Linked DNA regions of Homo sapiens: region 2 is linked to region 1. The links are chromatin contacts, found by Hi-C or POLR2A ChIA-PET in ENCODE. All regions are on one chromosome and are shown on one strand. Each heading gives the region's core, a stretch centred on a gene start or an enhancer-like site at or near the end of the contact. The rest is flanking DNA. Distances are from core to core; before and after follow the strand shown. Region 1 overlaps IGF1R (insulin like growth factor 1 receptor). Region 2 has its middle 100 kb from the start of LINC02351.

What was found. A loop is a pair of places that touch in the nucleus more often than their neighbours do. ChIA-PET counts read pairs that join two places held with the same protein, here RNA polymerase II (POLR2A). Pooled maps may share reads with other maps.
Region 2: a map of adrenal gland shows a loop between it and region 1 (3-fold over the local background). The contact joins two enhancer-like sites. A Hi-C loop is called at or near these places in 2 of 168 maps with a recorded cell type or tissue (adrenal gland and endothelial cell of umbilical vein) and 2 of 50 pooled maps. POLR2A ChIA-PET finds 5 or more read pairs at or near these places in 4 of 52 experiments (HEK293, MCF 10A, Panc1 and 1 more).

Annotation. Positions count from the first base shown.
Region 1 is chr15:98,726,366-98,729,065 of GRCh38, reverse strand. All of the region lies in intron 2 of IGF1R (insulin like growth factor 1 receptor), which reads right to left. Among named protein-coding and RNA genes, the nearest start is that of MIR4714, 57 kb to the left of the region's middle. Within about 2 kb of position 1,330, at least 30 of the 41 ENCODE cell types and tissues checked have a DNase peak (open chromatin) inside an H3K27ac peak, as active enhancers do.
Region 2 is chr15:98,524,059-98,526,758 of GRCh38, reverse strand. No RefSeq gene overlaps it. Among named protein-coding and RNA genes, the nearest start is that of LINC02351, 100 kb to the right of the region's middle. Within about 2 kb of position 1,443, at least 4 of the 41 ENCODE cell types and tissues checked have a DNase peak (open chromatin) inside an H3K27ac peak, as active enhancers do.

The DNA.
Region 1 (2,700 bases), core at 81-2,580:
AAATTATGATAGTATCAGCTAATATTTCATTGAGGCATTGTGCCATGTCTGGCCCTGGACTAACCCCTTTTCTTTACCTCTCACAACGACCTTAGAAGGAAGCTGAGTGTCCACAGTCGTGTAGCTGAGAGGCCTTAGGAAGGTAAATTCTCTTCACCAATGTGCAGAGCCAAGAGGTAGCACAGCCAAGATTTTAAGCCAGATCTGTCTGATTCTACTACCACCTACTACAAAGAGCTTTCTTGTCATAGGATAAAGGTGCTGGCTTCTCCACCAGAGGAAAGGAAGCCACTTAAAAACTTACAGAGAGGGTGATCACCAAAGGCCACCAGCTGGCCTCGGGAGAGTGCAGAATGCACTCCCAGAGCTAGGATGAAGAAGCGATGGGGGCCTGACCCCGCCCAGGCGGCCCTGGGCATCAGCATAGGCACCTCACTGGGTTCACAATGGCTCAGAACATGCTCACCTGCTTGAGCTCAGCCTCTTGAACGTCTGCTGCTAATAGCCGCTCTTCAAGCAAAGCACATGTCATGAGACCTATTCAAATACAACTGAGTGGGACCCTGAAACTGGGGCTGGCAATGGTGGGAGCACTAAGTCAGGCCCTCTTGCTGGGAGGTGATGTGAAGAGGGCCACTTCTCATCCCTGCTCTGCTGTCCCCTTAACCGGGGTCTTGAGCAGTGGAGGAGGAGCTCAGGCCCCTCCAGTCAAAGACAGTCCAGGCTGAGTCTAGACAACCCGACCATTCTCATCCCCACCCAGCCCGGCCAGCCTTTCACAGACAGGCACCGGGATCTGTGATGGCCAGCGGCAACAACAGGCGTGATTTCTCCTAGGACACATCACTTTTCACCAAGAAGCCCATCTTGAATAGCTGGGGGTGTGTTTACAGATCCAGGAAAGCTCAGAGCAAAAATACTTAGTTAAAAAGCAAGTTAAAAAATGCATCTTCAGGGCAACCCGCTTGGGTCCCTTTCCATGCTGTGGAAGCTTTGTTCTTTCACTCTTCACAATAAATCTTGCTGCTGCTCGCTTAAAAAAAAAAAAAAAAAAAAAACAATGCATCTTCAGTGAGTACAGTGGCTACCTCGTGTTCCTTTTTTATTTGATGGGAAATAAAGGGGAAGAGAGATTTACTTTGAGTCGGCAGGCCAGATCTGCAACAGGGACTGGAGAACTTTCCAGGCCCAGCAGCCCCGGCCTGGCCCGCATTCCTTCGGGGTGACAGCGCACCAGGGCCGGCCGGCGGTTTCCCCAGTCCTTCTGCCGCCGCCACACAGTGACTAAGCCCACAGGAATCCCAGCGGGTGCTGGACCCACCCGGAGGACAAGCAGGCCGAGAGGAAAGCCTGTGACTGCCCCGACCAGCAGAAGAAGACCTGCTCTCTGCCCTCCAGCCCCTGGGTATAATGCAGGAGAAGCTGGGGAGGCTGTCCAAGGCAGGAGCAGCCCCACCTGAGCTCAGGTGACAGCCCATCTCACTTGCAAGGCCTTGCAGAGACACCCAAGCCCCATACTCAGGACTGACTTTGCTGAGGAATCAGAGAGCAGAGTTTCAGGGTGCACCTTTATCTCCCTGAGAAAGACTCCCAGTAAAAGTCGGTTGTTTGCCCAAAGGAGGCAGAATTAAACTACGGGCAGGCAACCACAAGTTTGCTTTGACAAATAAAACAAGAAAAAAAAAATGTAAACCTACACTGGCCCAATCACTTTCCAAGAGCCTAATTCATGGTAAAACCAGCAGTCCAAGATCTGATTTTGATAAATCACTTCCTGACTCTTCATATATTTTACTCTCTGTACGACTGTTATTTTTATTTTGCAAAAGAATTAAAAGTTTACTGGAAACCACATACCTTTCTTCCTTTACGACAACCTGTCATTCATCACAGCTAAAACATCCACCCATTAAATGATATTTTTACAAGATTAAAGAATGGTTTTAAAAAGAAAGAAATCTCCTTAGTTAAAAATGAACCAAACAAAGGTACCTAATCACTGATCAGCATCAAAGTTTTGTTCCACACATGAAAATAATTCATCAGGCCAGGTGTGGCGGCTCACACCTAGAATCCCAGCACTTTGGGAGGCCAAGGTGGGTGGATCACCTGAGGTCAGGAGTTCGAGACCTGCCTGGCCAACATGGTGAAACCCCATCTCTACTAAAAATACAAAAAATTAGCCGGGCATGGTGACAGATGCCTGTAATCCCAGCTACTCAGGAGGCTGAGGCAGGAGAATTGCCTGAACCCGGGAGGCGGAAGTTGCAGTGAGCCAAGATCACACCATTGCACTCCAGCCGGGGTGACAAGAGCAAGACTCTATCTCAAAAAAAAAAAAAAAAAAAAAAAATCATCAATGTAAAAATGAATTCTGCCTAAGGAGGGGAATTTAAAAAGTCAGAGAAAAGCAAGGAATTAAAATTCAGAAACAAGCTGTTTTATAATTAAGCATCTGCAATTTAACTATACTATGTCACTCTGATTTTCATCTTTCCTTTCTCATAAGAGTCATAGATGTTCTCCGCTCATATAAAGGTGGTAGGAAGGGAGGGAGGGCGCCATGCTAATAGAACCCACATCATGTTTACTAAGAACTAGGCAGATGTGGACAAAAACTCCAAAGATTTAAAAGTTTCTTGACTAGAGCAAGACATCTTCAAGAACTCATCCAACATGGTGCCTAGCCTTCTTCAGAGC
Region 2 (2,700 bases), core at 194-2,693, 200 kb after region 1:
TAAACAAAAAGACTTGAATACTACTTCATAATTTTGTGTCCTTAAAAATGTGTTCACATTATCCAGAGCAAGAATTGTTCGTACTGTAGTTGAAGAATGACAGCCCACGTTACTAAAAAAAATCAAGTGATTTCAGCCAGCTTTTCCCATGACATACTGCCTCATAGTTGCTGCCAGGTAGTGGCTTTCGGCAAAGTCCAAGTTTCTAAGAGTGAGGCTAGTAAAATGTAAAATGTCTTCGGTAATGTTTCTTAAAATAATGGGCCCATATGATACAAATTACATTTGTTAAACTGAAAAGATTTTGCTAACCTTTGTGGTAAGGTAGTCTTTGAAGAGAATATTTTGCTAGTGATACTAAATCAATGATTAATTGCAAAACATTGATCCCGTTCAAGGTCTTCATTAGTTGACCTTGCAGTTTACATAGGAAGGACCAAAAGGTGCTAGGAAGGGCCTTGGACATTAGGCCTTGCTGGACTGATCAGCAGTGGCTGACCCAGCCGCGGTCGTGGCTGATGGGACAGGCAGTGACCGAGGGAGTGGATCTATTGCTGCAGCCCTGGGAACCCAAGCTTTGATACGAAGATTCTGAATGATTTAAGCATTTTCCCTAAAGGACACCTTAAGACGTACCATTATGTTTGTTTTTAAGGTAACTACGTCAACATATGCTTAAAGGGAATTCTTCAATTTGGGGTTTGCTGGGGGTTTCAGTTTCTTTACAGTCTGCAGTGAATTATCGTTTTAACTGTGTGCCTTTTTCATAAAAGCATTTTACATTGTACTGAAAAGATTGCATTCTTTTGGCTTTGGAAAAATATTTCCTGTTCAGTTCAAGCCATTACAGCCTGTTAGCGTTTCACATCTGGAAGCCTGTGCCTCCCGTCACCAGCGAAGCGAGTGTGGCGGCCTGGCTGGGCCCCCAGCGCCTGCGTAAAGCGCCGGGACTTGTTTACTTCCCAAAGCTCAGCCTTGCGGGTTTTCGGGGAGTGAGGGGGTTCTGAGCGGGGGAGAGGCGCTTCCTTGCTCCCAGGGCAGGGGTGTGTGTGTGGGTGTGTGTGTGTGTGTTCATTGTGTGTGTGTGTGTTCATTGTGTGTGTGTGTGTGTTCATTCTTCCTGGGATGGAGATGGAGGGGTCTTCCTCTTGGGTAATGAGGGAGGTTTCTTTCTCCTGGGGGTGGGGAGGGGAATCTTTCTTCCTAGTGAGTGTTGCATCCCCCCTCCCCTCATGCCTTAAGCAGCTATTTTTCACTCCCACCCAGTTTTCCAGAAAGCCAACCCAAACATTCTCCGTGTGAGAGGGAAGTATCCCTCAGGGAAGAGAACAAATTTGAACAAAAAACGCTGGGCAGCCTGCGGCCTTGGTGTGGGTTGGAGCTGCAGGCCTCAGTCTGGCATCCCTTGTCACCAGTCACCCAGGCTGGGTTGAGGGACGGCCCAGGAGAGGTGGCCCTGGTGCCTGCTCTGTGGCTCTTCTTCCTGGGGAAACAGGGGACTGCGTCCTGCTTTCAATCTTTAAAAGGGAACCAAGCCTCTGGGTGCCACGTTACTTTATGAGCATTAAGCTCTCCCCCAGTTTGCTGTGGTCTGAGAGGGTTAATTTTTGTGGCCTCTGGGACCCTGCTCTCCGGAGGTGAGCCTGATGCTGCCCCCACTCTCGGGATCATTGAGCTGGGCTGTGTCTGCTGATCCTGGTGGCTTCAGTGCTGAGAACACTCCCCCAGGGACCTGTCCCTGTGGCCTCTTGGGTGGCCAGGCACTAGAGCTCTGGGGCAGTGGTGCCCTGGGACAGAGTCCACTGAGTTCTTTGAGGGAGTGTGACAGCCCCCACAGCATAACCTGTAGGGGAAACGATTTCATGGTGTGGAAGGAGCAAAACATTCACTGCATTTCTCCTGATCACACGTGACCAGAAATGATGCCAAGCAAGTCTAGGCTTCCTGCAAGAATCAGGCAGGACCCTGAGCACCCAGGCCTCAGACCTGACGGCCTTGGGTGAGGTGCCCCCCTCCCTGCAAATCCAAATGATCACAGTGTCTTAGCACTCCGCTGGCAGGAGGTCAATTCACAAAGGGCCAAGGTCAGCATCTTCTTGGGGCTGGTCAATCAATGCTCTTCCGTTGAACTTGCAACCTTGCTGTAGGAGACGGGTGGTCCAGATCTGACAAACATCTTTCCCAGAACACAGGGCCAGCGACAGAAAGTAAAAATCAAGATCAGATCTGTCCCTGCCCCTTAACACTGGAGTTCCTGGGTGTGTTTTGAGAAAGGTCGCTATTGAAGTTGGTTTCCATGGGAGGAGCATGCAGCATGCGTGCAGGCCCCAGGGTGGAAGCAGCCCTCTCTCCAGTTTGTTTTTCTTAATTTCTTTGAACGTTCAGTGAATCTTTTTTCAGACTTGTGGGAAGCCACTTGCCCAGTGAGTTGAAATGAATAGCAGTTTCAACAGAGAGCTTAGTTGAACAACCACCCAAATGGACTGAATGCTTTGTATGGGAAAAGCACGGGAAGGGGTCTTCATGGTGGGCTGGGGAGGGGAGGGAAGCTGTGTTGTACTCGGCATGCCCCAGCTCCTCTCGTTGTTGTGAGTTGGGGAGTGACTGCTCTGAGACAGAGTTGAGCTGTGAGTTAGGGAGTCCGGCAAGACAGAGGATGTGGCCCACATGTGCTCATCCTATCCTGGGCTGAACACAGGA